2 separate regions of the Homo sapiens genome follow, and region 1 is linked to region 2. The links are chromatin loops, found by intact Hi-C in ENCODE. Cell type or tissue: PC-3. All regions are shown on one strand. Links, peaks and the distances in the headings refer to the core of each region. The heading gives the core; the rest is flanking DNA. Region 1 overlaps TBC1D9 (TBC1 domain family member 9). Region 2 has its middle 95 kb from the start of TBC1D9.

Region 1 (15,764 bases), core at 3,493-11,492, 220 kb before region 2:
TAGTCATTGATATACTACAAATTGTATTTCTCTCTCTATGTTTGCCTATAAAATTTATTTACTTAATCAAAATGGTTGCCTGATATAATTTCCCCTGCAAAAGTTGTCAAAAGAATAATGTTATTGCCTTAGGCAGGAACTCAAGCACAAAGATAAAAAGCTGTATCTGAGTATTTGCTGTATTTTATTTGTTCACATTTAGCCTATTTGAGGTTAACACTACTTCATTTGACAGTTTAAAAATCATCCTGTAAATAGAATAAAAAACAACAGCAGCAATAGCTAAAAAAAGGACACAATGTATAATAAAATAAAGGAATGTGTTGAAAGAAATATTCCAAAGAAGCAAAGGAAATGAGACCATGATTATGAATTCAACAATCAGAAGAAAAAATCGTCCAACATCTGTAAAAAGCAAAATCATAACAGTAATAAAAAAGAAGCAAGAATTCAAAGTGCAGGTGCGCTAGCTTTCATTTCCACATCCATTCAGGAAATAGAGCATACTATTCTTTTATATAAAGTGACAAGTTCTGTTTTTAAAACATTCAGTTACATTATCTTGCAGATTTTTTTTCAGTTTACATTATCTCTACATTGATTTGATGGAAAGATGGTCATATGCGATATGTGGTATAAATTTCTTCAATCTATGGAGAATACGGAAATGGTAAAGTTGACTGTTTTACTTATGTTTTTGCAGTAAGAAGCTAAACATCCAGTATCAGAAGCATCAGTACTTTTACTCTTTCAAAAACAAAAGCAAAGCAAAAGCAAAAACCTGTCATGAGCCCTCTGTCTTTGCTGCTACTTTCAGATTCTCTGTGACAAAAGACTGTTACTTTTCACTGAATTCTAATGAGTTGACGTAAATAATCAGAACAATTTCTTAAATGCAAAATTGGTCTGGTATCTGTCTAAATTGGTCAATACAAGTGTTATTCTGGAATCATGTAAAAATCACTTACTTTCATAACTGTTTAGAACCCCAAATGTTTTCCCTTTGAAGGGGAACATCTGTGGAATATGATTTTGAATAGAGGACTTCTATGAAATATATTTCAAATCTTAAAAATATTTTTAATACTTCCTAAAGTGGTATAGGATTTACCCTCGCTGACTATGCCTTCCATTTAAGAACAGTCTTGCATTTGTGGCTTTTCATTTTCCTTACAGCTCTAATTTTATTTAAAAAGCCTGAATACACAAATGACTGCTGCCTTACTTAGCATTAAACAGTACTATTTTTTAAACCATGTATACAGCTCAACAGCAAGATTAATAAGTTATAATACACACATATCACTGACAGATTCATCTTTTTGTTTTTTAGAATTCACGAAATAAACTGTATTCTGGTAAATCCCCTCCCCGCAACAAGAGTGTAATGTACCTACATTGAGGTGTTTAAATATTTCTCCAACAGTTTTCATTGAATTACATTATGAAAACACTAGGCTTCAAGCCAGGTACTAATAAATATTTAATTTAAAAGAAAGAAAGAAAAAACTCAACACAGAAGAACATAAAAAATCCCTCCCCTCCCTCTCCTCCCACTCCCCCGGGAAGGCGCCCGTGTCAGCCGGACATGGCCGAGATTTCATAGTCACTGGCCGAGGTGAGGGGCTTGCCCATCATCCGGATGTTTTTTGCACTGGTAATCCTGGCCATCATGCACACGGGCTTGTCAAAGTACTTGACCAGGGCAGGCTCAGTTAAGAGGGAGGCCAGGAACTGCTCGAAGGTGATGGCCCAGTCCCGGTCCAGGCTGGTGCTCCGGGGCAGTGCCGCCGTGCCCTGGCCGCTCCGCACCAGGACCGTGTCCTCTCCGATGTCCTCGCAGTGCAGCTTGTCCTCCTCGTGGGAGCCGGCACTCAGCACCGAGTATGAGGACATGGAGCTGTCGTCCTTGGTGTCGTCGTCAGAGATCAGCATGGAGGAGCAGGCCCCGTTGTCCCGGGGCGAGGAGTCCTCCAGCTTGATGTCCTCCATTTGTCCTCCAAGGGAGTGTTCCTCGCTGTCGGGGGCCAGGCTGGCCGGCAGGGGCTCAACAGACTCCACCACGTAAGGCTGGCCTGGCCCTTTCTTGGGGAAGAGCACGCCTGGGATGCCCTGGTGGCAGGACGGCCCACTGCCTCCGCTCCCGCCCTCCTTTGCAGGCTGGGCCACGAACAACTTGCCGACCTCCCCAATCTCCAGCAGGAGGCTGGTCACTGCTGCCGTGGCGTGGTACAGCTCCTGCTCATTGGGGTCTTCGCTGAACATGTTATACATTGTCTTACACAGTTCAATGAACTGCCCCTGAAAAGCGATTTGGAAAAACACAATGTGAAATCTTGGGGGAGCAGAAAGGCAGCACTGAAGTGGACTGTAAAGCCATTTAAATGAGAACGCCTAAAGATCCCTGGAAAGTCCTCCGCCTAGGCTGGATGGACATGTTTAAAGTCTCCTATTGATGTTTCTATTTTTAATTTTTATTTCTTTTTGAGACAGGGTCTCTCTTTGTCGCCCAGGCTGGAGTGCAGTGGTGCAATCACGGTTCACTGCAGCCTCAACATCCTGGGCTCACATGAACCTCCCACCTCAGCCCCCCAGGCACACACCACTATACTCTGCTAATCTTTGCGTTTTTTGTAGAGATGGGGTTTCGCCATTTTACCCAGGCTGGTCTTGTACTCCTGGGCTAAGTGATCCTCCTGCCTTGGCCTCCCAAAGTGCTGGAATTACAGGTGTGAGCCACCACACCCAGCTTATTTTCCCAATTTTTTAATTTGAAAATTTTCCAACATCTATGAAAGTTGGAATGAAAAAGTAAACATCCATGTACAGCTCACCTCGAGTCAAGAAGGACTATGTCATACATTTGGCTCAGTAACTTTTTTCTTGTTCTCTTTTCCCTTTTTGAAACATCTTAAGGAAATCCGAGACTCATCTATTTTCACGTCTACACACTTTAGCATGCACCTCAATTTTTCCAAGGTTAGCTCCAATCCCTCCTCCCACGACACATGCCCCATCTCCCTGGACAGAAGTAATGCTTTAGTGCTTTCAGTCTCCACCCAGATGACTTCTGTTCTTCAATTACAAAACTTAGCATTTTCAGCCTATAATTATTTATATTGTTTTTTTCTTCCTCATTTCACCAGGTTTTTAAGGAAAATGTGCAGACACCTTTATAGCTAAGCACGGTGATCTGAAAACAGCAATGTGTTTGTCTTTCGAGTATCTGAGGGTATTTTTAATGATTGCAATAAGATGCATTTACTCTCAAAATGGAATATGTTGTGGTTCACATTTCCTCTGAGGAAGTCGTTTTTTCACAATGGAGCATATTTTTGATGCATAAATACATGCACAAAATAGGTCCAAATGGATACTAAGTAAAGGCCCCAGTTATTATTTTTGATGGGTATTGAGTCTACATTTATCGATGACTTTTCAGTCATAGAAAAAAGAGTGTCCAGGTTTGAAGCGAATGATTTGAACTTTAAGCACTTACCTGATTTAATTTGGGTAAATCCTTTGCATTCTTTGACTTAGATTTATTTTCTGGAGTCCACAGTCTCAAATAATTACGATTTTCTTGGGAATTTGCTCTCTTCCCTACAACCCAAATGTCAAGAAATAAGTGCTTACAGGCCAAAAAACAAGTGTACAACCAGCAAGAAGGTAAACATATAGAAGAGAATATCCTTACCTTTGTCTGGCTTTAGGCTCACCGTAACAAAGCCATCATCTGCACCCTGTTTGCTTCTGCTATCCAATCCAACAACTACCAAGAAATGGTTCAGAAGAAAAAAGTAGAATGTTATATAATATGACCATGGAATTAGCATTTGTAGTGGAAAATAGAAGACTCTCTAAGTAGGGTTGCCTGATTTAGCAAACAAACAAACAAAAAAAAACTCCTCAAAACAAAACAAAACATTCAGTTAAATTTCAATTTCAGATAAACAACAATTTTTGGGGGGGATAAGTATAACCCTGACATTAGAGGGGACATACTTATACTAAGAAAATTATTTTGTATCTGAGATTCAAATTTTACTACATGTCCCATAATTTTATCTGACAACACTATCTCCAGGTAAAGGACCTCCGCAGAATTCTTTCTCACAGCTGGGGTTCAGTGTACAATAAAAAATTAATGGAGGGTCAAGCAGCGTGGCTCATGCCTGTAATCCCAGCACTTTGGAAGGCCAAGGTGGGCAGATCACCTGAGGTCAGGGGTTCAAGACCATCCTGGTCAACATGGTGAAACCCTGTTTCTACTAAAAATAGAAAAATTAGCCGGATGTGGTGGCACATGCCTGTAATCCCAGCTACTCGGGAGACTGAGGCAGGAGAATTGCTTAAACCCAGGAGGCAGAGGTTGCAGTGGGCTGAGATGGTGCCATTGCACTCCAGCCTGGGCAACTAGAGCAAAACTCCATCTCAAAAAAAAAAAAATTAATGGGATAATGCCACATAGCCTTTAGTACTTAAAAAATGGTAGTGCTTGCCCCAATGAATGTTGATTTCTCTCCTGTCTTTTCTACATTATCATTTAACTTTGCATATATGAGACAGATTTTTTTTGCCAGACCCTGCAAAAGATCCAGAACTCACTCTTTCAAGGAAATTAAAATCTATGTTGGCAGAAGAGAGAAAATTTTTTTTTTGCTAAAATGTTACATGCTATAAAACTACTTCAGATTTATAATTTGGTACTTCAAAAATATGACTTTTAAGGAACCCACTTATAACTGTTTTGTCTTCTTAAAACGAGACATTACAGGGCACATAGGGACTTCAAAATAGAGAGGTGTACAATGCCCTCAGTTTCCCATGCAGTTTGTTGGCTGTTAGGGTGCATTCCAGCACTTCTTCAACCACCCAAAGCTGGCTGGTCAGACAGAGATGTGGCCTTTACTGTATTACGTGTCAAATTAATCTCAGTAGCTTTTAAGACACAGTGAGGAAAGTGTACTATGTGTTGTTGGGAAATTCCTCCCCTCTTAATGTTGAAAATGATGTAGGCAACAAGTGGATTTTTAAAAAATATTTAATGTATGGTAAGTCCATGCAATGGATACTATATAGCCATTTAAAAACCACATTTTCAAAGAAATTTTAATGACAAAGTAATATTCTCACTGGATTTCAAGTAAAAAAAGCAGGATACAAAACTGTATAGGTAGTTTGATCCCAGTTCTATATACATATATCTGTGGTGTGTATGTGTACAATTTGAATAAAAAACTGAAATATTTCAAGGTGAATTATTAGTTATCTTTATATGGTAAGATTCTAAGACAGTTTTGGCTTACTTATTTTACCCGTACCTGAAACATTTCCATGCAAAGCAATAGCATCTTTGGCACTGGAAAACCTTCTTCAAAAAGCATATTTCAATGATATTACATGCTATTGGCATGTGACCATTTCTGAAGCATTTCTAAAACAAGAGAATCCCTTTCTGAGATGTATGTCTACTAAGAAATGTGTGGAGAACATTTTGTAGCCAGAATGTGACTGCTAATGGTATTAGGTTGGTGAAAAGTAATTGTGGTTTTTGCCATTACTTCCAATATATAATATTAAGAATATGTAGGATGCACTAAGACACTATGCAAAATGTCTTATTACATTCTCTTATTAGGTCCTAATTACACCCAATATGATAGCTATCATCTCCATTCTCCACACAAGGAAACTGAGGCTCACATAGGAACCTGCCTGCACTCACCTAGACAACACTATACATAGCTAGTGTTCTGTCCAAAGCTCCTACCCTCAACTTGTATTGCCAGTCATAAGACTGAGCCTGGCTCACTCTCTCTACAGAAATCACTTTGGTGCTTACAGTCTAAAAGTAAGGTCTCTTGGTGCAGGTCTCTGTTGTGCTTATTTGGGGATGGCAAAACTTAAGAGGCAAAAGAACCCAGGAGAAACCTACATTTACTTTTGGACTTAGGTGAGTTGATAAAGTTGACCTAATGATGAATTAGAAGGTAACTTACTGCAGTAGCAAGCCAAAAGACAATGCTAGATTAATGTAAGACAAAACAGTATATGAATTAATATATAAATTTGGAGACATATATGAGTTGAATCACATCTTTGTAGACCTATCATCCACAGAGAGCAGGAGCCAGCATATGTCTTTTGTAAAGGACCAGACAATGAATATTTTAACCTTTGTAGGTCATACTGTCTCTGTTTTAGCCACTCAATTCTGCAGCACGAAAACAGCCATAAGCAATACATATATAAATGAGCTTGGCTGTCTTCCAACAAAACTATTTATAGGCACTGAAGTTTCTATTTCATATACTTTTCATGTGGCAAAAATATTTTACTTTTGATTTTTAAAAACCATTTAAAAATGTAAAAAACCATTCTTAGTTCACAGGCTGTAAAAAATAGGTGGTGGGCTGGATTTGGCCCACGGGCTATAGTTTGCCAACTTCTGCTATAGAGCAAACACAGATATAAGAGAATGCTTTCTGACAGAAATGCTAGTTCCAATTCTGGATGGCTGCCTAACAGGATATTATTAATGAGGCTGATCCTGGCAGAAAGAGGGCAGCAAAGTATACAGCTCTATAGGACACAAGTTTCCTAACCTACTGGGAAACAATGTACATGTTTCCTTCAGTGGGCTGAGGTACCTACTGCCCAATAGTTGCCTAATCTCAAAAACTGGAAAGGAAAGTAACCAATTAAGGCAACCATATTTACATACTTCTTTGATTGACTAGCTTTGGAGGCAAGTCTTTTTCCAATAATGGAGGGCTCGGTAGAAAACAAATATAGTATCTTTGGTGAGAAAAGTCACTTACCATGTGTACATTCTGGGGTAATATCTTCAAAGAAGTACTGAGTTGCTTCAAAAGCAGAATCTGGTTCATCTTGATCAGAGGATGGCTCTAGGGAGGGGAGGAAACATAGTTCTCATATTGGTAGGGCCATGATCCAGTGAAAGTATGCTTAATTATTAAATAAAATGACATAAGTGGGGATGAAAAGCTAAAGTTACAAAGGTGGGATGGGGCCTTGAGTGCCTACTGTCTCTAAACCTTAGTGGAGGAGGTCACTAACTCCATCTAACTCCACCTTCCCTTTTAACAACCCCACACCAAAGTGTTCCTTCATATTTTCTGTGTTATGAAGAATTTTCCAAGTTGTATGGAATAATGCTATATTAACAAAATTTTAGGAAACTGTACGCTATAAAGAGAATTCCCAAATCTAGTTTTATCCTACCTCTATTGTTCGTGCCAATCTCATCTCATTTTTAAAAGTATTTGCTAGATAGATCCCAGCTGGTACCAACCTTGTTTAAAATTGAAAAAACCTCACCATTTTCCCCACTTGTTCCTGTCAATGTTCCTACGCTCCTTTTCTCTCTCACAATCCTTGTATCCCAGGTGTTACCAAGTGCTATTTATTCTTTCTTTTGCAGATGCCTGCCTGCTCTTTTCTGTTACCACAACTCACTCTTCACACAGGTAAATGACTATACAATCAAGTGCATGCTGATTCAAGAACTTATGGAAATTGTCATTGTTCAGTTAGTTCTTAGTGACTCATGAATGATGGTGTATATCAAAAAGAGGACGATCAGGTTACACCTAAAACAGAGACTTCAAGCCAGGTCATGGTTACAGACACAAGTACTGCTCCATGTAGCTCACTCACCAGGCAAGACGTGCATTTTGTACAGGAGTTTGAGCTTCTCTGTGAGGTCCCCATGGCATGCAGCACCTAGAAGTCACATAAGTACCAATGTGAAATGCATCACATGTGCTAATAAACTCCAGGCCTAGTGTTCCTCTAAAAAGTCTACTTCATACACATTCCAACCAAGACATTGTGTGGTGAAAGGCCTGGCCAGGACCTGTTTGGGTTAACAGCTCAGGAACCAGGATGGTTGGTTTCAAATCCTCTGCATGTACTACATACTGTTGGGAGAGTTAAACCCTCTGTACCTCGGTTTCCCCTCTGTAAGGTGAGATGATAATAGAAGATTCTACCAGTGATCTTGATGTCAGGACTCCACGAAATGTCAGAACTAAAAGTGTTAAAACATATAAAGCACCTAGAATAGTGCCTGGCACCTAATAAAATAGCTTTATTAATGAGAAAGGTCATGTGATTGGGGCACAACATCTTAAATAACTATTAGAGTTCAGAAATAATTTCAAGATGTGTTTTGATATCACTTCAAATTACTCATTCTAGAAATCCTTTTTAATTGTTTTTGAGCTCCTAAGTATTTCCTTAATTTATCTGAACCTATTGGTCATTATATCACCATAGCTTCAATCGGAAGAATCCTGTTGCTTTTCCCCTCAAAGTCCATATTTATTGCTAGAACCAGAAAATCCTTTGTAAATATATATTCTGAGAGCACCTAAAGATAAATGAGATTTGGAAAAAGAAGAAAAATAGGAATCATAGAATCTGGGTTGGAAGGGACCTTACGGGTTATCTTGTCTGACCTTCCACTTAATGTAGGATCTCCTCTCACACACCCCAGTGAGACAGGACTCCAGCATCTGCTGAAACATTCTCAAAGATGGGGAACTCAATACAACCAGAGGCATTTCATTCCAAGCTGTATTCTTTAAATACTGAAAGTTCTTCTGTAATTTTTAGTCTAATGACCCTTAAAACCTGTAGTCTCAACTTTATGAAGTCCGTGAACCCCTCAAAATGCAAAATTTTATTTATGTTCATATGTTACTTTGGGGAAAGAAAATGTCCATAGTCTTTATCAGATCTCAAAGAGTCCATGACTCAAAAATGGTTTAGAACTACTCCTCTTTCTCTTATCCCACTCTTTAAAGCAAAACAGAATGGGTGTCTCAACTCTTCCACACAACAATCCTTCAGATTTTAAGAACAGCTGTCCTGTCTTCCTCAAGCTTATCTTTTTGGGCCAACTTTATCTTCTCAGATTAGATCTTTCCAATTTTTTCAATTTTCTCATATGATGTGATTTGTTTATCCTTCCCTATTATTATCCACATCTACCTTATATGTTAATTTCTCAATCAATATCCCTCTGGAATGAGTTCAGAAGCCTCTTGACCACTCCAGGAAATAGGGGAACTGTTCCTGACTCTTCCATTAGTATAGCCTAAGTGTGAATTCAACTGTTCACACTCTCACAGTGGAGTTTCTTAATGATCACATGGTTAACTAAACTCCCGGATGTTTGCATGATTAATAAAACTAATCATGAAAATAATGACGGACATTAACCACCCACTCTGTGTTAAGCCCTGTGCCAATTACTTCATATGTATAATCCCACTTATATCTCATAACAATTCTATAAAATGGGCACAATTATTACTCCTATTTTACAGATAAGAAAAATTGGGCTTATTGAGGTTAAGTAATTTGTTCAAGGTCATAAGTGACAGGTCCAGGATTTGCACCTGGATTTGTCTGACTCTAGATTCCATGCTGGAAACCACTATTATACTACATGCAGACATCCTAGGTAGTTCTTTAACAATTATTTCTTTAAAAGTAGAACTTATATTTATCCTTATCAATTTTTTTTCACCAATCATTTTGTAACAGTGAAACAGCAAAAGAACCAACATAACTAATTCAAGTTTTGTTTAAGGGACCTTTACCTGCATGTAGGCTAGGATAATTTTAGAGCACTAAGATAATATGCAAAAACAGCAATCATGTAGTTTTAAAAATTAACTCTGATATTGAAGGAGAAGTATGCAAAAAACCGTTTTGTTAAAGATCCATGGTAGCATTATAACCTGACTGAAGACAAAGAAGTTCCCAACCTTCTCGGACCCCTGCTGGTGCCCAGATATCTGCATTGTCTGTCACCTCTTGATCCCAACTGCTTCTCATTCCCCTGCCCTTAACACAAAAAGAGCCTAAAATCTGTACTGACATAAGATGGTAGTTTAGGATGTTAGTCTGCCATTTTCGTGATTTGCTGGCTCTCAGAATAAACCTGGTTTTCTTCCCACCCAAGAAACTCTTGTCTCTTGAGTTTGTTTTTCGAGTGGTGAGCAGCCAAACCTGGGTTCAGTTATAATTTCTGCCTATCATAATTTTTAAAAACCTACTTTTGTCACCTAACATACCCTTGGCTATCTCTTCTACCTTCATGTGGCCCCACCCATTCAGTAAGTGTACTCTGCCTTCATGGTTCAAGGTGTCCGCTGAGTCCAGTAGGGGAGAATGAGTAATAATCATAGTGACAATCATAACCAACATTTTTTTGAGCCAGACACACTTCTAGAACTTTACTTGAATTGTTTCATTTAGTTTTGATGGTTAACTCTATCGTGCAAATAAGGATGCAACTGCAAAGAGTCCAAATACTGGGTCCAAGGGTACTAGTGAATGCTCTCTCAGTTGAAATGAACTTATTGCCCATCACACTTTTGGGTGCAGTGTTCAGCCAGTTACACAATCACCAATTTCCATATACTTTCACCTTTTCCATTGGTAATGAATTATTTATCCAATGACCGGCTGCATCACAACTCATTATGCTATGTTTATAAACTCTAAGTTTCAGCCGCACTGTTGGAGAAAGAGATACAGCTAATTTATGGCTTCTGACAGAAACCCCTCATTTCTTTGTTTGTTTGAGATGGAGTCTTGCTCTGTTGCCCAGGCTGGAGTGCAGTGGCACGATCTCGGCTCACTGCAACCTCTGCCTCCCGGGTTCAAGCGATTCTCCTGCCTCAGCCTCCCAAGTAGCTGGGACTACAGGCGCCCACCAGTACGCCCGGCTAATTTTTTGTATTTTTAGTAGAGACGGGTTTCACCGTGTTAGCCAGGATGGTCTTGATCTCCTGACCCCATGATCTGCCTGCCTCAGCCTGAAACCCCTAATTTCTAATTCCACAAAGACCATCTATCTGTTTAGTAATTTCTAGAGGGATCTCTCTGGGGATTGATATAAAATTACTGATACATGTTTTTCAGAATTCATTTTTTAGTTTTTCTTTTTTTTTTTTTGAGATGGAGTCTTACTCTGTCGTCCAGGCTGGAGTGCTGTGGCACGATGTCTGCTCACTGCAATCTCTGCCTCCTGGGTTCAAGTGATTCTCATATCTCAGCCTCCTGAGTAGCTGGGATTATAGGGACCTGCCACCACGCCTGGCTAATTTTTGTATTTTTAGTAGAGACAGGGTCTTACCACGTTGGCCAGGATGGTCTTGAACTCCCGACCTCAAGTGATCCACCCACCTCGGCCTCCCAAAGTGCTGGGATGACAGCCATGAGCCACGGGGCCTGGCCCATTCTTTAGTTTCTTTAAACACAGACAGAATTTCTCATTTCTGCTTGACTTTCCCATCTCCATAACTATAACTGACCAATGTAACTGACAACAGCTCTGCAACCACATCTGAGAGTTCTCCCACTAATCTGGGGTATAGTTTACTTTGCCCAGGAACTCAACTGCATTTTGAAGTCTAAATATTCTTTTCCAGTGTTTTCTCTATGCTGGACTTCAAGACTCTTTTTCCTTCTTGAAGATTTTCAAAAGCATTCTCCTTACTGGAGTTGACTGAATTTAAGTAAATTAAATATTTTTGTTTATTTCTGTCACTTTCTACATGTAGAACCCGTCTCTTTTTTCTCCTCTTTATTTTTGCCCAAAGGTTTTTTTTTTTTAAATATCTCTTTTGATGGATACCTATATGACAAGCAGTAATTACCCTGGAAGTAAAGAAGATTAGCATAGCGTCAAAGGGGTCTTTAGTGTTATCTGATTTGTGCCACTTTTTAAAAAAGCAGACTGTACTTATATATCACTTGTGTAACTAAAAATTAATACTGCCTCCTTCTTCCTAAAAAATGCCCTTTTGTTATCCTCAGTACAGAGTAGTGAGAAAAGGATAAGCTTTCAGGACAGATAGCCATTGTTCGAATCCTGGGTCTAGCATGTATTAGCTGTGCCTCTCATTTCAGTTCAATAACAGATATTTATTGGTTTGCTAAAAACTAATGTTCCAACAAGTTACTTTAACTTTTCTGAGCTTCTATTTCTTTAGCTAAATATGGAGATAATAGTAGCAAGCAGGTAGGTAACGAAGCATAAGAGTAACAGCACAAACTGTGCCTCTTGAGTACGTGGAATCAAACACAAACTTTATACTTGCATGCCCTTAGACAAATTAAATGCATGTGAATTGTGCACATAAAAAGCATTAGGGCAATGCCAGGCATGCAGTAAATGCTGTATAAATGTCAGTTATCACTATCATTATTACACCTAAGAGCTGTTGTTTAGATTAATATAGTAAAAGTTCTAAAGTATCACAACAGTATCTGCACTCTAAATAAATGCGAGTTCTCCCATGTCCCCTCTTTTAAGCGTATAGATGAGTACTTTATACAATTTTTGTTTTAACCTCAACGGACCTTACCTACATATATCCCTTCCCTTTTTAAAAAACCATCAGCTTCCTCTGGCCTTTATGTCTTCTAGATATAACTCTCACAGATTAAAGACGTTCTTTAGAAATGCTGGCTCTATGCCTGACATTTTCTCTTTCCTTGGGTACTTCTTTTTAAAGCATATGGCCCAAGGTCATAGAGTAGCACAATTAGAATTTTAAAAAAATTGTTCTTACCTCATTCTGGCATAATGCCTGCTATACTCTCAACCTTACGTCAAGTGGGCCAGGCTCCACTACCATGAAGCTTTTGTGCCCAGTTATAAAAAGAACAAGAGTCCAAAAAGGCAGTCATATGCAGGGCAGTGAGCAAACCAGACAGGGAGCTGGTAGGTAGCTGCCCTCATGCTGTGGTGAGGTGTGGGGTGAGGCTGGGCCTGCTCCTGCTGGAAGGTTCCTCCTCCCAGCAAAAGGGAGAGAAAAGACTTCCATTTAGGCCGCAGGGCTGCTGTGATGCTCCTTTATTAAAAACATTTCATAATGTTTTATGAAAGTATGAAATTACATATAAAATTTACTATGAAATAGATGTTTTATGCAATTATATATAATATATTCAATAAAATATTCTATTTTTTTTTGTCAAATAGTAGTAATCCACCAACCCAAACATTTGTCTCTTGTAAAACTATCTCGTCTGTGGTTTCAGTGTTTATGTTGGCATTTCATTGTCTTGTGAATTCTCTAATAATGTACTTTTAACTAGTGTTGAGGGCTGTCTGATGTAGAGGCAACGATTTATCCATATACTATGTTCATGAAAAACACATTTTATAATCAGTTTGCAAACCTCCCCTTGTGCTTCTGTAGCCCTGAGGGCAGCATGGGCAACACTAGGCACAACTCCAGCATCCCATCCCAACTCATGCAATAGTACCACGTCCTTACTTAGCCCAGAGACAAACTCCCGGAAGTTAATCAAAGAGTCTCCATTTTCATCTAATAACTGGAACAAGCGGGAGGCCAGAACGTCAGAGTGAGTTCCACATGCCCAAGGAAAGAGAAGAGCAAACATTCCCTTGAACTGCTCGAAGTCAATGCGATACTGTTCCAGGTAGGGCAGGCTGGGGTCATGCCGGTCCAGCGCGTTGCTGCTCCCGCCCCAGTAGCAGCTGGTGAGATGTTCTGCCTGAAAAAGAATGGATGATCACTGGGGACCCTCTTTTGCAGCAAATACCAGAAAGAAAACGCCCATCCTCCAGTTTGGAAAGGGCTTTAGGTGAATCTGTGTGCATCCCCTGGGGCAGGGCTGTGGCCTCAGGGCCCCCTTGGTCTCTTAGTTCTACATACACCTCCACTTGACCAGCCCTTCACTGCCTCCACACCAACCACTTCTGCAGTTTACATCTGGAAGGTCTGCTTCAATTACTGGGTGTAGGTGAAGAAAGAAAGGGAACTCTCCCCCACCACATTCTCTTCCCCCTTACCTACACACTCACATACATTTTAGAACTAACTCCCATAAAGAGAAAGAAATTTTTTAGCTTAAATAGAATGCTACTTGAAAAAGATAGGAATTTAGGTAATGTGACCGCCTTGTTTTCTAGGTGACAATGGTAAAATCCAGACTTTATGTGGCTCATATGAGGTTAACCAACCAGTTAAAGCAGAATCATGATGAGATTTTGTGTTTCTTAACTCCCGCTTTAATGTCCCATGTATCATACATAACCCCCTGCTTCCCTGCTCACCAAAATCACATAAATAAGATCACAGTCACACAGTATTCAACCTACAAGTGTGTGGTCATCCAATTTCACACATCTGTGAATAGCTCTAGAAAAATTATCAGCGTAGGAACCACTCCGGCGAGCAGAATAGAGATCCAGACCCAGCAAAGGGCTTCCTGTTGCTGGCCTTGGAAAAAAGGCAGCCTCTTTATTCATGAGGTCATGGTGACTCTGGTAGAAATATCCACTCCTTTTAGGAAGACCACACAAAAAAGCATGCGCTAGAAAGTTCTGAAAGAACACCCTCAACCCCACACAGGCATTTATAGTTAACTCTGGGTGGCAGGTGGGGGAGAAAGGAGGAGCATAAAAAGGAGGACTTCGTTTTTACTTTTTCCATATTGTATTGTCTGAATATTTCACTATAAGCACGAATAAATATGGTAATAGAAAAAAAAAACACCTTTGGCCAGGTGCAGTGGCTCATTCCTATATTCCCAGCACTTTGGGAGGCCAGGCGAGAGGATCGCCTGAGCCCAGGAATTAGAGAACAGCCTGGGCAACATACTGAGACCCTGTCTCTATGAAAAAAAAGTTTAAAAAGTAGCTGGGCATGGTGGCACATGCCTGTAGTCCCAGCTACTTGGGAGGCTGAGGTGGGAGGATAGTTTGAGCCCAGGAGGTCAAGTCTGCAGTGACCCGGGATGGTGCCACTGCACTGTAGCCTGGGTGACAGAGTGAGACCCTGTCTTAAAAAAATAAAACTAAAAAAGAAGAAAGAAAAATTACTTTTGAAAATCCTTCTCTTTTCCCTAGGGTTTCTGAAAAAGAGGAGAGTCAATTGTGAGTATGTTATATTTCTATTTTGCTCTCCCTTAGAAAAGGAGCAAAGAAGATCAATGTCTTTTCACAATTGTTTATTGGGAATTGTAGTGAAAAAGCTAAAAAGAGGAGTGGGAGTAGGGAAGAGAGGAGGAAGGAGAGGTGGTGAGCAGAACCAGTCAGGTTTTTTGCAAGGCGACCTTGAGAGAATAAAGGAAACTGTGTCAAAGTTCCGTGGGCTTTGGGACTGCATTCCTGGGACTGCATTCCTGGCTGCAGGGTGGAGGCGGGTGTGTCAGTGGCAGGGAGGCAGAAGCTGAGGTCAGAGTGGCCTGCTGGGTTGAGCTGTACTCTGAACGAGCATGAGTGGAGCCCAGCAGCCCTCTGTGGGCAGCATGGTGTTGGGGATATATTCCGGGAGGGAACCCCTTAACCTGAGCTACATCGGTTGACAAAGGTTACCCAAAGCATTTCCTCCTAAGCACCCCAAGTTGCTCTGAACCTGGCCTGAACATGGGTGCAGGCACTTTCATGGTGCTCACAACCATTAGGATAAAACATGCCCTTCAGATCATCTCCCTTGTTCCTTGCTGAGAGCCCACAGACCATCATTTGGGGACTATGGGCCCAGAGATTGAAACAGAAGGGCTAATTTGGAAAGAGTTCAAGAGAAACCAGGGCAAAGGGCCCCTGAACCACATTTTCCATGAAATCTGCCTTAAGGTGCATTCTTTAACCTTTTCTCCTCAAGTTCTATCCAAAAGTCTGTGCAGTAAGCTCCTTGGGAGGAGGACTACATCATTCCTTTGTATCTCCAGAAAAATACCCA
Region 2 (15,764 bases), core at 3,307-11,306:
ATTTGTTTTAGTGGGTCTCTTGTAAATAGCGTAACTCTAGATTTGAGATTCTTCAACTTTTATTTGACTTATTGTGATTACTGATAAATGTGGATTTATTTTTTCTCTTATTTACCATGCAGTCTCCTTATTTCTCATTATTCTGTTTTCTGCCTTCTGTTGGATCAAGTTTTCTTTGTTCAGTTTTTTTCTCCTATACTGGTGTGAAAGTTATACAGTTTTCATTCTTTTATTTTAAGGGTTATCCTTAAATTATCAACACATAAATCAACCTTTTCTCCTAAAAAATTAGTTAAACAACAAGAACTCTCCTCTCAAATGAAGCTGCTTCCATCTGTTCTACTTCCCCTAGATTCCCTGGAGTAGATGTTATTTCCCGGAGATTGCTACAGGGTTATCTCCCGTTGCATCAAGTTGGAGTCCATTTTCCCACCATCTTGAATCTGGGAAGGGGCAATGATAACGTTGACCAATAGACTATGGCAGAAGTGACATACATGTCTGTTCCAAGTATAGCCCTTAACTATCTGGCAGCTTCTGCTTCCTGCCTCCATGAAGCTAGCTACTGTGGAAGAAGTGCAGTTTCTTTAGGTCTACCATGCTGTGAGAAGTCTTAACTCTGTGGAGAGGCCCTGGGGATGAGACATCATGTGCAGCAAGAAGCCAAGGAGCATAAAAAAATAAGAAATGAGGGCGGGAGCCATCTGGAAGTGGGTGTTCCAGTCCTATCTACTCCAGATGATGTGACATGGATCTGCCAGCTAAGCCCTTCCTGAATTCCCATCACAAAATCCTGAGTAAAATAAAATGATCATTTTAAAAAACCATTGAATTCCAAGGAAGTTTATTACAACAATAAATAACCAGGACCCCTTCCCACTCTATTGTTGATATCATTTGGGATTATAGTTCCAGATTTTATTTACAACTTACAAAAATGGTGATTTTTTTTCAGACAGTTTTACTAATTTATTTCTTCTATTTAATTGCATTTTTTATTTTGAGATACCTGTAGATTCACATGATTATACAGATAAATCTTGTGTATTCTTTACTCAGTTTCCACAATGGCAACATCTTGCATAAATACAGTATAATATTACAAGTAGGAAATTGGCATTGATATAATCAAGATACAGAAAATTTCCATCACTACCAAGGTCCCTCTTGTTGCCCTTTTATAGCTATGCCCACTTCATCTTCTGCCCTCATTCTCCTCATTAATCTCTGGAAACCACACTAACCTATTACCCATATTCATAATTTTGTCATTTCAGGAATGTTGTAAAAATGGAATCAGGTAGTTTGTAACCTTTTAGGACTGGCTTTTGTCACTGAGAATAATTCTCTAGAGATTCATCCAAGCTGTTGTGTGGAGCTATAATTCATTCCTTTTCATTGCTGAATAGTGTTCCATGGTATGGATGTACCATGGTTTCTTTAGCCATTCATCCATTAAAGGACATCTACATTGGTTCTGGTTTGTAGCTATGACGAATAAAACAGTTACAGACATTTGTGCATATATTTTTGTATGGAATGTCTTCATTTCTCTGGGACAATTGCTGGGATGTATGGTGGTTACATTTTTAAGTTTTAAAGAAACTGCCATACTGTTTTCCAGAGTGAATGTATCATTTTATATTTCTATCAACAACATATGAGTGATCTAGTTTCTCTCCATTCTTGAAAGCATTTGTTGTTGTTCCTATTTTTAAAAAATTTAAACATCCCAATGGATATGTAGGGATAGCTCATGGTGGTTTTAACTTGCATTTTCTTAATGATTAATAATGTTGAACACCTTTTTATGTGCTTATCTGTCATCTGTATATCTGAAAAGCAGAATATCTCTTCATGTCTTTTCCCCATGTTCTAATTGGATTGTTTGTTTTTTTTATTGTTGAGTTTTAAGAGTTTTATCTATACTAGTCCTTTGACGGATAAGTGTTTTGTAAATATTTTCTCCCATTCTGTAGCTTGTCTTTTTAAAAAATGTTTTATAGGGTCTTTTACAAAACAAAAGTTTTTAATTTTGGTGATAGCAAATGTATCAGTTTATCCTTTTATAAATTATACTTTTGCTATGAAGTCTAAGAACTCCTTGTCTAGCAATAGAGGCCCCGTATTTTCTCTTAAAAGTGTCACAGCGTAATGTTTTACATTTAAATCTATTTTCCATTTTCAGTTAATTTTGTAGAAGGTGTGAGACTTAAGCCAATTTTTTTCTCTCTATGGTTGTCCAATTGTTTTAGCACCATTTGCTAAAAAGGCTGTTTTTCTTCCATTAAATTGTTTTTGCACTTTGTCAAATGCTGGTTTGGTATATTTGTGCGGGTCTATTTCTGTTTTCACTATTCTGTTCCATTGATTGATGTGTCTATTCCTCTGCCCATGCCACATAGTCTTTTTTTTTTTTTTTTTTTTTGACAAAGTCTTGCTCTTTGGCCCAGGTTGTGGCCTAGGCTGGAGTGCAGTGGCGCGGTCTTGGCTCACTGCAACCTCTGCCTCCTGGGTTTAAGTGATTCTAGGACCTCAGCCTCCAAAGTTGCTGGGATTAGAGGCATGCACCACCACACCTGGCTAATTTTTGTATTTTTAGTAGAGACGGAGTTTTACCATGTTGGCCAGGCAGTCTCAAACTCGTGGCTTCAAGTGATCCACCTGCTTCAGCCTACCAAAGTGCTAGGATTATAGGTGTGAGCCACTGCTCCTGGACCCATGCCACACAGTATTAATAAGTCTATAATAAGTCTTGGAAATGAGTAAATTGATATCTCTGACTTAATTTTTCATTTCCAAAATTGTTTTAGAGATTCTAGTTTCTCCTCATTATCATATAAATTTTAGATTATTCTTGTATATATCTACAAAAATTCTTGCTGGAATTTTGATAGAAACTGTGGTAAACCTGTATATCAATCTGTGGAGAAGTGACACTTGTTGAGTTCTTCAGTTCATGAACATGGAAAGCATCTCTATTTATTTAGTTCTTTTTCAGCTTCTTTCACCAGCATTTTGTAGTTTGTAGCATGTAAGTGAGTGGTGAACATGCTTTGTTACATTTACACTTAAGTATTTATTTTTTTGTTATTGCCACTGGCATTGTATTTTAATTTCAATGTTCATGGGCTCATTGGTAGCATATAGAAATACAATAGAGTTTTTGTATGTTAATCTTATATCTTGTGATCTTGCTAAACTCACTTATTAGTTCTAAGAGGTTTTTGTTTGTTTGTTTTTGGAGAGTCCATGGGCTTTTCTATGTAATCATGTTATCTGCAGATGGGGACAGTTTATTTCTTCCTTTCTGATCTCTATGCTTTTTATTTCCCTTTCCTGATTCATTGCACTGGCTGGAACTTCCAGCATTGTGTGGAGTAAGAGGGATGGGAGCAGACATCCTTGTCATGTTCTAAGTCTTATGAGGAAAGCATTCTGTCTTTCACCATTAAGTATAATGATAGCTGTATGTTCTCTATAGATGCTCTTTATCAGGTTGAGAAAGTCCCCTCTATTCCTATTTTTCTTTCAGGTTTTTTTTTCACTTGTGAGTGGGTATTACATTTTACTAAATTCTTTTTCTGCATTTGTTGATACAATCATGAGATTTTTCTTCTTTAATTTGTTAATATTGTAGATGACATTGGTTAATTTTTAAACATGATGCCAGCTTTGCATCTTTGGAATAAATTCTACTTGGCCATTGTCTTAGTCTATTCAGACTGCTATAATACAATACCTGAGATCAGGTAATTTAGTAGAAATGTATTGTTCATAGTTCCAGGGGCTGGAAAATCCAAGATCAAGGCACTAGCAGATTTGGTGTCTGGTGAGGGCTTGCTCTCTGCTTCCATAGATGGTGCCTTGTTGCATCCTCACATGACAGAAGGGCAAAGCTACTCCCATTAATCTCTTTTATAAGGGCACTGATTCCATTCATGAGGGCTTTGCCTTCATGACTTAATCACCTCTCAAAAGGACCCACCTCTTAATACCACCAAAATAGGGATTAGGGTTCACTATAAATTTTGGAAGGACACATTCATACCATAGCAATCACAGTGTATAATTCTTTTTATATTTTACTAGATTCTATTTGCTAATATTTTGTTAAGGACTTTTGCCTCTATATTCATGAGGAATATTCACCAGTAGGTTTTTTTTTTGTGCTGTCTTTGTCTGGTTTTAATATCAGGGTCATATTCGCTTCAGAAAATAAATTGAGAGTTGCTTGGATTGCTTCTATTTTCTGGAAGAGATTTTGTAGAATTGGTGTTGATTCTTCTTTACTTATTTATTTTTTTAGACACAGTTTCACTCTGTCACCCAGGCTGGAGTGCAGTGGTGGGGCTACTGCTTACTGCAGCCTTGACCTCCTGGATAAAAAATCTTCCCACCTAAGCCTTCTTAGTAGCTGGGACTATAGGCATGCACCTCTACACCTGGCTGAGTTTTGTATTTTTTTTGAAGAGGTGGGGTTTCACCATGTCGCTCAGGCTGGTCTTGAACTCCTGGGCTTAAGCTCAAAGAACCAGCTATTTGTTTCATTGATTTTTTTTCAATCATTTTTCTGTTTCCAATTTCATTTCTTACCTTGAAATGTTTTTTGAGAAGCTCTTCATCTTCACAATTTCATTGATTTTCTAATTTTTTGTAGTTTCATAGTTTTCTTCCTTCTACTTATTTTGCTTTTCTTTTTCTAGGTTTTTGAGGTGGAAGCTTAGATTATTTTTAATTTTAATTTTTGTGGGGAAGCTTAGATTATTGATTTAAGTTTTTTTCTTTTCTATTATGTGTATGTGGTGCTATGAATTTCTGTTGCTTTGAATTCACTGGGCTTTTTGATTCTGTGAATAGTGTTTTTCATTGGTTCTGAAAATCTTCATTGTCTCTTTAAATACTGTCCCTGCCTTATTCTTTTCCTTCTTACCCTCAGAGATACCCATTAAACACTTGTGGTATTCTTTATGTCCCTTACCTTTTTTTCTGTATCAGCAATCTTTTTGTCACTCAGTCCTTCATTGTGAATAGTTGTCCCCCCACTATTTTTCAGTATATTAATTTTTTTCTTCACCTGTGTCTAATCTGCTAATAAACCAATTCATCTACTGAGTTTTAAATTTTGGTATTTTATTACTTTTTTTCTGAAAGTTCCATTTGATCCTTTTCAAAAACTGTTTTATACTTTAAATTGTAAAAATATATGTCAGTTCATAGTTTCTCCTTCCTTTCAGATGTTATTAATTTTTAAACAAAAAATTTAAATATAGTTAATACAGTTAATTTATATAATTCTAAGACTTGAAGTCTTTGTAGTTCTGTTTCTGTGGTCTGTATTCTGCCAGATATTTCTTATGACATCTACTTTCTTTGTGTATCTGGCTATTTTTGGCTTAGTTTTGGACAAATTTTTTGATGCCTAATATGAAATTGGCTTTTTTTTCCCAGAAAGTATTTGTATTTGATTCTGCAAGGTATCTAGAGGCACTACCAGTTTAAGACAACTTTAAACTAAATTTAAGCCTTGAAATTACCTGGAAAATACAGGATACTCAGGAGAGTTTAACTGAGGTTGTGGTTCTGTGCTAGGACTGGTCTATGGGGGGGGGGGTCTTTACAGATTATTTAAGGGGTGAATCTCTTATTAGGCTTTCGATTTTATGTGGTTTCTGGGAGTTGATTTTTTTCTTCCAGTGCCAGGAGGCCACTAAAATGAAAATCCAGTATTTTTAGGGTGGATAACTACTCTCAGAGGAAAAGAAGCTTCTGTCTTCATTTGTGCTTCTGGGATGCTGACTTCTCTTCATGGTAGGTCTGGTATTTCCTTCCTATCTTGTCACTGCTTTGATTCTTTTAAGATACATTGTATATATTCTATCTATATTTATATTTTATCACATTAAATTGTTTTTTAGCTTAAATGACAGAAATGTGTTGTCTCATAGTTCTGGAGGCTAGAAGTTGGAGGAGATTAAGGTGTCAGCAAGGTTGGTTCCTTCTGAGGGTCCTGAAGGAGAATTTGTTCCGTGCCTCTCCCTAGCTTCTGGTGGTTTACTGGCAATATTTGGTGTTCCCTGGCTTATAGAAACAAGCAAACAAAAAAGAGGTTTTTTTTGCCAAAAGAATTTCTCCAAATAACCTGACTCAGCATTTCAGAAAACAGGATGGGCTTTGGTAAGGCAGTGAATGTCAGAGAACCTACACATTCTGGGCAAAGATACCATCTTTTATTGCTTGTCTTTCTGGCTTTACTCCCTCTGAAGTCAGCAGGATTTTTTTTCCCCATTGGAAGTAGTACATTCTGAAATCCAAGTGTTGTTTTTCCTGAGAATGTGTGTGTGGCATGGTCATTCCTTCAATCATTTATTCAACAAATATATGTTGAAAACCTGTGCTAAGCCAGGTCCTATGCTAGGTACTGGGATACATGGAGAATAAAAACATGGATCCTAATCTCAAGTAATTTGCAATCTAGGTTGGAGAATTGGTATTAATCTGACAACCACATAAGCAAACTATCAATACTAAACATTGTTTAATACATGGAGTAGACCTGTCATTAGAGCTATAATGGCCAAGTACAAGGTGCTATGTAAACGTTTAACTGGGATATTTAATCCAGGGGTGAGAGAAGTTTTCTTCAAGGTAAAGCTCTTGAGCTGAGATCCAAAGAATGAATTGGCATTAAATAGAAGGAGGTGAATAGGATAAGACCAATAAGGCTGTGTGGAAAACCTGTGCAAAGGCCCTGTAGTGGATGGTGCTCTGCATGTTAGAAATAGAAGATGTTAAAGCCAGTGGGGCTGGAACACACAGAGTGAGTGGGAAAGTGGTTTAAGATAATTCTGGAGATGTTGTCAGAGGCTAGGTAGAGCAGGACTTAGAAACCAATCAAGAATTCTCTTCTGTACTTGGGCTTATAGAAATGGGAGATCATTAAAATTTTTTATTGGGTCAATGTGTATGTGTGTGTGTGGGTGTGGGTGTGTGTGTGTGTGTGTGTGTGTGTGTGTAGAGGCTGCTCTTGCTCCTGCATTTAGATAAAGAATTAAATGCATGAGCTATCTTGTGAAATGCTATGTGGAATAGGGCATTAGTGGTCAATCAATGAGTATGTAAGTGATACTTCAAGAATATTTCTTTGGCCAGGTGTGATGGACCACACCTGTAATCCCAGTGCTTTGGCAGGCCAAGGTAGGATTGCTTGAGGCCAGGAGTTCAAGACCAGCCTGAACAACAAAGCAAGACCTTATCTCAATTAAAAAATGTATAAGAAGGACATTTCTCCAATATTACCTTTCAGGAACACATATCCTGAAAGTGGGATATGGCATTTCTAGTTTTATCACTTCAAACCTGCTTTTCATTTGAGCATATATGGTTTCAGCAATATCTAGGCCTAAGAGCATTCTGAAGGTCTCTGTTTTCTGGTATGGTCCAATATACCTTCTTTCTTCTCTGAAACATCCTCTACCCCCAACCACATTAGTTGGTGTTGTCTAATCTTCCTTTCTAACTGGAGAAGATTTGTGAAAGGTTTTTCTTCCTCAAAGTTACCCCTACAAACGCTAATCAAAGTAGAATCCAAAAAACTCTGTTCCCTAACGCCAGGGCATCTTTTCCATTTGATGGTCAACAGAGCCCCCTACTGGGAGAAACAGCTCAACTACATAAATACCAACACAAACAGCAAGCGTTCTGTAACGTTTGGTTCTTTACCCAGCCAATGTTTAATGTAATTACTGTGCCGTAGCTGAGACACCTACTCATTATTTTTGTGATAACTCTGACATATAATTACAAAAGATTAACTTTTCATTTGGCAAATTTTCCAGTTACTCAGTGTTGAAGAGTCATTGTAACAATTAATAAAAATCACAAATGTATAGTCTTAAAATATAATTGATGTCAAGAAATAATTTGGTTCAGTGTTATGTTTCAAGAAGACTAACATTTAAATTCTTCAGGGTACTGAGCTTTCTGTTTTATTCCTAAAATTTCCAACGGAGGACACTCCACAGTGTCATCAGAGATGAATTCTTTGCTTCTAATAATTCAATAGGTTGTTATATTTGATAATAGTATCTCCTTAAAAAAAAAACTCCTGTTAGAATGGTTCTAAATTTACAGAAAACTTACAAAGACAGTACAGAGAGTTCCTGTATTTCCATCACTCAGTTTTTCCTGTTGCTAACACCTGGCATTACCATGGTACATTTGTCATAACTAAGGAATCAACATTGGTACATTACCATTAACTAAACTCCAGAGTTTACTCAGATTTCACTATCATTGTAACTTTTCCCCTAATGTCCTTTTTCTGTTCCAGGATTTCATTGAGGACATCACATTACATTTAATTACCTTGTCTCATTGGGATCCTCTGGTCTCTGACAGTTTCTGTGACTTGCCTTGTTTTTGATGACCTTAGCAGTTTTTGAGGAATACTGGTCATGTATTTTGTAGAATGTTCCTCGGTGTGGAGTTGTCTGGTGTTTTTATCATGGTTCTACCAGGATTGTGTTATGGGTTTTTGGGAGGAAAACCCCAGTAACATTCTCATCACATCATATCAAGGCTACATACTTATGTATGCATCATTGTTGATGTTAATTTTGACAACCTGACTGAGATAGTGTTTATTATATTTCTCTACTGCAAAGGTGCTTTGTCGTTGTTGTTGTGGTTGTTTTTTGGAGTCTTGCTCTGGACTCAGCCTAGAGTGCAGTGGTGTGATCATGGCTCCCTGGATCCTCAAACTCTTGGGCTAAAGCGATCCTCCTGAGTAGCTGGGACTGCAGGTGCGTGCCACCACACCAGCTAATTTATTTTATTATTATTATTATTATTATTATTATTATTATTATTATTATTATTATTTTGTAGAGACAGGGTCTCGCTATGTTGCTTAGGCTGGTCTCAAACTCCTGGCTGCAAGCAATCCTCCTCTCTGGGCTTCCCAAAGTGCAGGTATTACAGGCATGAGCCACCACACCAGACTTGTTTTTTTAAATTTAAATTTAAATATCTTTCATCTTATTTTACAGAGATAAAGACAGAAACCTGTCAGCTTCTTTTTTCAGATGAGGGAGGATAATATATCATGGTGGTGAAGAGCAGCTTTTAGGAGCCAGAAAACGGATTAATGAGCAGTTTTGCCACTTACTGGCTGTGTGATTTGGGCAAGCTACTTTCTAAGCTTCATGATCAGAATTTGTAAAATGGGGTACTAATAGTACTTTCTTCAAAGGGTTATGGTAAGGGCGAAATGATATGATGCATGCAAAGCACTTGACTAGTGCCTGGTGCATAGTAACCATGCAAATGTTCACTATTATTACTAACGTTAAGATGACAGCAGTGATGATAAGCACTATGCATTTATTTTAGTGTCACTGTTATTCTTCAGAGTCAGTAGCAGCAAGTCCTCAGCAGGCAGTTCTTTCCATTAATATGCCAGCCTGGACTTGGTGTTTTGGGCTAAAAAGCTGAGCCTCCAGCATTCATTCAGTTACTAGTTTAACGATGTTCCCTGAGCTCCTTCTAGGTCCCCAGGATACATGGTTAAACCAGCAGACACAGTGTGGCTGCAGCCCTGTGAGTCAGGTGGAGAGTGTCCAGATAGAGGTGAGTGGGAGACAGAGGTCAGGGTTGGTTCCTATGGGACCCTGTGGGTAAAGTATAAGGACAGGCTTGATTATTTCTTCTTTAGTCTCAAGCCATCATTTTATAGGTGAAATTTAGTCTCCTCCAAGTTCATTACCATAAGATCAAAGTAGACCAACCAAATAAACAATTTTACTTGTCCCGCTTTCCTACTTTGATTTTGGTAGTTGTGCTATTGAGCTCTGAAGTGACTGGAATGGTAGTTTTCAAACTTTAGGATGAGGCCAGGCATGGTGGCTCATGCCTACAAACCCAGCACTTTGGGTGGCTGAGGTGGGAGGATTGCTTTAGGCCAGGAGTTTGAGACCAGCCTGTACAGTGAGACCCCGTTTCTTAAAAAAAAAAAAAAAATTACATTAAAAATTAGCTGGACATGGTGGCATGGGTCTATAGTCTCAGGTCTACTTGGGAGGCTAAGGCAGGAGGATCACCTGAGCCCAGGAGTTTGAGGCTGCAGCGATCTATAATCGTGCCACTGTGCTCCAGCATGGGCGAAAGAGTGAGACCCTGTCTCTAAAAACAATAACACCTTCAAGGTGCATTAGAATCACCTGTAGGGTTCCCTAGAACACTTACCCTATATCTTGAACCAATTATTTCTCGTATCATCAATCTTTCTGCAACCCTCTTCCTCACTGTGACTTGTTTCCTTATGTATTTTGAGCTTTTGGTGGTGAGTTTATATTCCTTCAAACTTGGTTTGTGAGAATTCCTTTGAGACCTGGTTTAAACAGTATTCCTCTAGTGAGGATATATGCATTCATTTCTACTAAACATTGAATGTGACTATCAGTTTGCAATAAGTTTAAATTCGTACTTTGGGTTTTTAGGTCGTATAAGTACTTGGATTCTGATACATAGCCCATGAGAAGGCTTGTCTATGGCTAAGGTATCTTGGGGTGTTGGAGGAGACTTTATCTTTTTCCCTTTTTAACTAGAACCAAGGCCAACACTGGTAAACACTTATATCAATTCCTTCTGGTAAGCATATTTTTTTTTCCAGTTTACCCACGAAGGGTGTCAATTCTTTTGGGTGCTGGCTTTGTGCTGGAGTCTCTGATTCTGAGCCTGAGCTTTGTCTCTGAGCTCCTCCTGTAGGAGCAGCACACGCCCTTCTTGTGGCCTGTTTTTGTGTGGCCTTTCAGCTAAGAATGGCTTTTACATTTTTAAACTGTTGCTAAGAAACAACAACAATGAAGTAAGTGACAAATCATATGTGGCCCACAAAGCCCAAAATATTATCTTTAAAATTGTATCTTTTCAGAAAAAAATTGTAGACCCCTAGATCATGAAAGCTAAATAAACATAGGCACCCAGGGCAAACTCTATTTCTGGTGGTCCTGTTCCCCTCTGAATAGACTAGTAGTTTCTTACTGTTTCTGGTGTCCAAGAATTTATCTTACATTCCTACCAGCTTAGCTCTTTGTCTTAAAGGAGGTGTTAATATTTTATCCATTGTTTTTAGGAGTTCTCTACTTGGAAGGTTCCTCTGGACATTGAGCACCTCTTAATATATGAAAAAGAATCCTCGCTCTTTACTTCCTGTCGAGCAAGTCTCAGTGCCATAGCAGGGCTATAAGAAGGGATGGCCTTCTTATGCACTGGCCTGTGAGCCAGTGCTGGGAAGTATGATATAACTGAAATGGGAGACTTCCCTTGCACCCCTTCTCAACACATGCGACAGGAGTGTGGCTCTCTGTTTGGTGAGTTCAAACCCCTTTTATGGGAGGAGGATCATGAAGATGGCAGGTGCAGGAACCAGAGTGACTGCTTTGGGGCTCTGGCCCCATGGCAGTGTCTAGGGGTGGGTGTCTGCGACTCCCAAAGCCCAGGTGGGTGCATGTTACAGTGTGCTCTTTTAGTCTTGCCCTTCTGGATGGCTTAAGGGTTAACCAGGTCAGTGGGCCCTCTGCCTTTTTGCAAGGGCAGGGGGCCAGCATGACAACTTTCTGTATCCTGAGCTCTTGTCCAGCCATCCCAAAAAATTGGGTCCGACATTAACTTGAAGGCTGAATGTGGGGGTTTTATTCAGTGGTGGTGATGGCTCTCAGTGGAATGGATGGGGAGCTGGACAGGAGATGGAGTGAAAAGATGATCTTTCCTTAGAGTTTGGCTGTCTAGCTGCTGATTCTCTGACCATCCCCAGCCAAACTTCTCCTGATGTTCCTTCTCTTCTCTCCCAGCCTGGGGCTTGGGGTTTATATGGGTACAGGACAGGGGGCGTTGTGGGCCAGAAGGCAACTTTTGGGTGCAAAAACAGGAATGTCTGTCCTTATTTAGGGCCGCAGGTATTCAGGCTTGAGGGTGGTACCTTTGCTGGGGAAACCACCCTCTTCTATCCAGTATTTCCATGACTAATCATATTTTGAAGGGGCGAGTCTAGAAAATAACACACATTGGGGTCTTAAAATAATGAGCTTCCTTGCATAGCTAAAATTAGCATTCTGTGGGGACTCACCTTGTGGGTTGTGTGTGTGTGTGTGTGTGTGTGTGTGTGTGTGTGTGTGTTTGCAGGTGTCCCTGCTTATATACAGTGGTTGCATCATCCTATTCTACTTCCAGTACTTCCAGACTAGACTTGTTCCTGTTCAGGGAGTGTTTCCTGATTATACATAATCTTCCTATACATAAACTTTCAGTTTTCTTTTTTTTATTATAGAGACAGGGTCTTGCTCTGTCACCCAGGGTACAGTGGTGCAATCATAGCTCACTGCAGCTTTGACATCCCTGGCTCGGCTCGGCTCAAGTCATCCTCCAGCCTCAGCCTCCTGAGTGGATGGGACTATAGGCACATGCCACCATGCCTGGATAATTTTTTAATGTTTTTCTAGCGACAGCGCTCTCACTTTGTTGCCCAGGCTGGTCTCAAACTCCTAGCCTCAAGCAACCCTCCTGCCTTGGCCTCCCGAAGTGTTGGGATTACAGACACGAGCCACCATGCCCAGCAGCTTTTCTTGCTTTCCATTCCTTATATTTTTGAGTGGTCAGGAGGTGCTTACCCATTTATGAAAGCAGCATGGTGCTGCCGAAGGAACTCTGGCAGTGGAGTCAGGAAAACCCAAGTTCTAGTCCTGAGTCCATCCCTCATTAATGTCCTCCCTTTTCCTCTCCACCTTTTTGTTTCAAACAAGGGAGATAAAAAAGAGGGAAAGAAAATATGATAAGAGGCAAATGGACTACCTTTAACTTTCCTTATCATAAAGGAAGCTCTGTGAGTCAGGTCCTGTGTGTGTTTAGGTCCTGGCATTATACCTCAATCTCAGGTAAAGGTCTCCTGAAATTATATTTAACTGGGAGTTTTGCTGGCATAAAAAACATCAGGTCCAGGCCCAGAGTGATGCAATTTTATTCTCAGGTCTAACTCTATTGTGTTCTAACATTCTCTAATTCACTTCTCTGCTCTCACATGTATTTATAGACATGGATACCATTGCCAAAGCTCTGAATTATGTTTTTCTCCTTAGAGATTTGAGACCCTTGGCTCCCATTAGATCTATAATATCAATGACAGCTGTGTTGTGTGTGTATACAGCTCTCATAGCAACCAAGTGCAGTTGCCCGCCAATGAAACCTGGCTCTGCTTTCCCCCTTGCCTATTTAGTAAATGTCCTTAAGAACAAAGAAGGTGGGAATGTTAGAGGGAGGCACAGCGGGAGTGATTAGTTTAAGGGTTATGACTAATCAGGCATGTTCCCTGTGGGGGAAGGTGGGGCGTGTCTTCCATAACAGGAAGGTCCGAAGAGATTGAGGCGTTTAATTTGTACCTCCCTGTATGCCAGCAGATACAGGCTACCACTGGTTGGAGATTTAGGACGGCACCTTCTTTTGCTAGGGTGCTGTGACTGAAAGCCAACAAGGGGAGATGCAATCACAGTGAGCAGAGGGTCCCCATGGTATCTTTGGTGGCTCGGTGGAAAGGTCTTTCTCCCTGATTCTTCTCACAGCCAAGAACAAAGATTTACAGTGAGACTTGGTGGAGGCTCTCTACTACCTGTGAGTGTGATGAAATAAGAGGTCAAATTGCTTCTGTTGTTGGATCACTAAGAATGATGGAACTAGTGTTTTAAAATGTCTCATAAAGAGGAGACCTCTCTCAGTCACCTGAGTTTCTTAATTGGTATTCACTCTTCTGTAGATAGTAATTACCGCAGAGCAAAAATGACTCATATTCTCTCCCTACCCTTTGTTCCCCAATTTGTTGCAATGCATTATTCAAGGAGATGAGTAGCACTACTAACACTGGCTTCTAAAGAATTATTAGACTTAGAAAAGAACTAGGTCGGGCACAGTGGCTCATACCTGTAATCTCAGCACTTTGGGAGGCCGAGGTGGGCAGATTACTAGAGGCCAGGAGTTCAAGACCAGCCTGGCTAACATGGTGAAACCCCATCTCTACTAAAATTCCAAAAATTAGCCAGGTGTGGTGGTGGGTGCCTGTAATCCCAGCTCCTCCTCGGGAGGCTGTGTGCAGGAGAATTGCTTTCGAACCCAGGAGGCGGAGGTTGCAGTGAGCCGAGGCTGTGCCACTGCACTCCAGCCTGGGTGACAGAGCGAGACTCCATCTCAAAAAAAACTAAAAACAAAACAACAATAACAATAAACAGAACTAAATATACTTCTGTGTCTTCTGAATGATGGTTTAGCTTACAGTCCTCCAAACATAGGTATTAACAGAATAAGAGTTAAGCGGCAAAGCTGACCCAGCTGGCCCATTACAAAGCTGTGGGGAGTTTTCTTTTTCTTTTTTTTTTTTTTTTTAGCTACTTAATTTTGTCAAAATCTGGGGTTGTAAATGTTCCATTCTCAAATGTGTGAATATGCTGCATTAAGTCTCAAAACAAAAGCCCACAAAGTGGAGTTTCTAGGTGGGATGGGGCCTCCGCCTTCAGGCACAGCATGATAGCAAGCCAGGCTGATGCCCAGTGAAGCCAGGCTGATGCCCTGGCATGCGTGTGACTCTGGGAAGTGCCCAGTGATCTCTCCCCAGGTCACACCCACCCCAGGTGAAGCAGGCCCCAGGCTAATACTGCTCACTGTGCATCACCTGACTTTCCCCTTGTCAACTAGGAGCAGGGACAAGAGAGGCAAGGGTCTGTGGAATATGCAAGATTTACAGCAAATGATGTCTGGCAGCTTTTTTTTTTTTTTTTAAAGTCTGAACACCAACATGTTCCACACAGTGGTCTCCAGTGTAATGTGGAAAAACATAACCCTTGATAAAATGGGGCTTTATTGTCAATCAGCTTCAGGAAAAGCTGAATTATAGAGTTAAATCAGTGACCTTACTGAAGACTTCTCAAAAGTTTTTAATAGCGGCCAGGCACAGTGGCTCACGCCTGTAATTCCAGCACTTTGGAAGGCCAAGGTGAGAGGATCAGTTGAGGCCAGGAATTAAAGACTAGCCTGGACAACAAAACGAGACCCTGTCTGTACCAAAACAAAACAAAACAAAACAAAACAAACAAAAAATTTATTAATAGCTAATATGAGTTGTATGAAGCCTTATCCCAACTTAATTGAACTTGGGAGCCTGCTGTAAATTCTAACATATCCCATCCCACAGAACACATTTCCTCATTTGGGGATCCCTGGTCTAGTGGAAAGATGATGGAAGTTGAAGTTGGGAGGGATGGTTTCCAGGTCCTAGGTAATAGCTTCATACCCACAGTGTCTGGGCAGATAAACATTGCAATAATGGAAGCATAAACAAAGTCTAAAGTGCCTTCTAATTTGGCATAGTCATGAATGTTCCCAGCAATCCCCTTAGAGTATCTTCCTGCCTACAAATTAAGCATAGACTGGCCCTGAGTAAAGCCTCCGGGCACTAATGTTTTCCTTATCTACAGCAGCTCCAGGAGGCCACAGCACTCAATACTGTTTGTGTTTTCTTTTTGCTAGCAAATTCTGTGAAACCCACAGCTCCTGCCTGGCCATGTCCAATCCTGGCTGCTCCTCAAGTGCATGTGTCAGGAGTCTCGGCTGGGCCAGGCACGGGGGGGCTAGGCCACAACCAAAGGCCTACCAGGTTCCAGTAGGTGAGGCCAATGAATAGAGGGCCATTCTCCTTTCCTGCCTTCCTTTTCCACCTTCCCAGG

What was found. A loop is a pair of places that touch in the nucleus more often than their neighbours do. Peaks named below come from ENCODE experiments on the same cell type or tissue, not always from the same donor. Only the 100,000 strongest peaks of a DNase experiment are listed, where the experiment ranks them.
Region 1: it touches region 2 in a loop (10-fold over the local background); 35 of 110 quality-filtered maps call a loop at or near these places.

What each region holds. Positions count from the first base shown.
Region 1 is chr4:140,620,617-140,636,380 of GRCh38, forward strand. It overlaps TBC1D9 (TBC1 domain family member 9), which reads right to left. Exons shown (of 21, transcript NM_015130.3): 16 at 13,332-13,572; 17 at 7,684-7,749; 18 at 6,825-6,911; 19 at 3,698-3,772; 20 at 3,500-3,603; 21 at 166-2,301. The coding sequence ends at 1,579. Among named protein-coding and RNA genes, the nearest start is that of UCP1, 60 kb to the left of the region's middle. In PC-3, for the core only: a CTCF peak has its summit at 6,563; a DNase peak (open chromatin) is centred at 7,595; H3K27ac peaks cover 270 bases.
Region 2 is chr4:140,843,576-140,859,339 of GRCh38, forward strand. No RefSeq gene overlaps it. Among named protein-coding and RNA genes, the nearest start is that of TBC1D9, 95 kb to the left of the region's middle. In PC-3, for the core only: a CTCF peak has its summit at 7,638 (motif pointing left); a DNase peak (open chromatin) is centred at 7,646.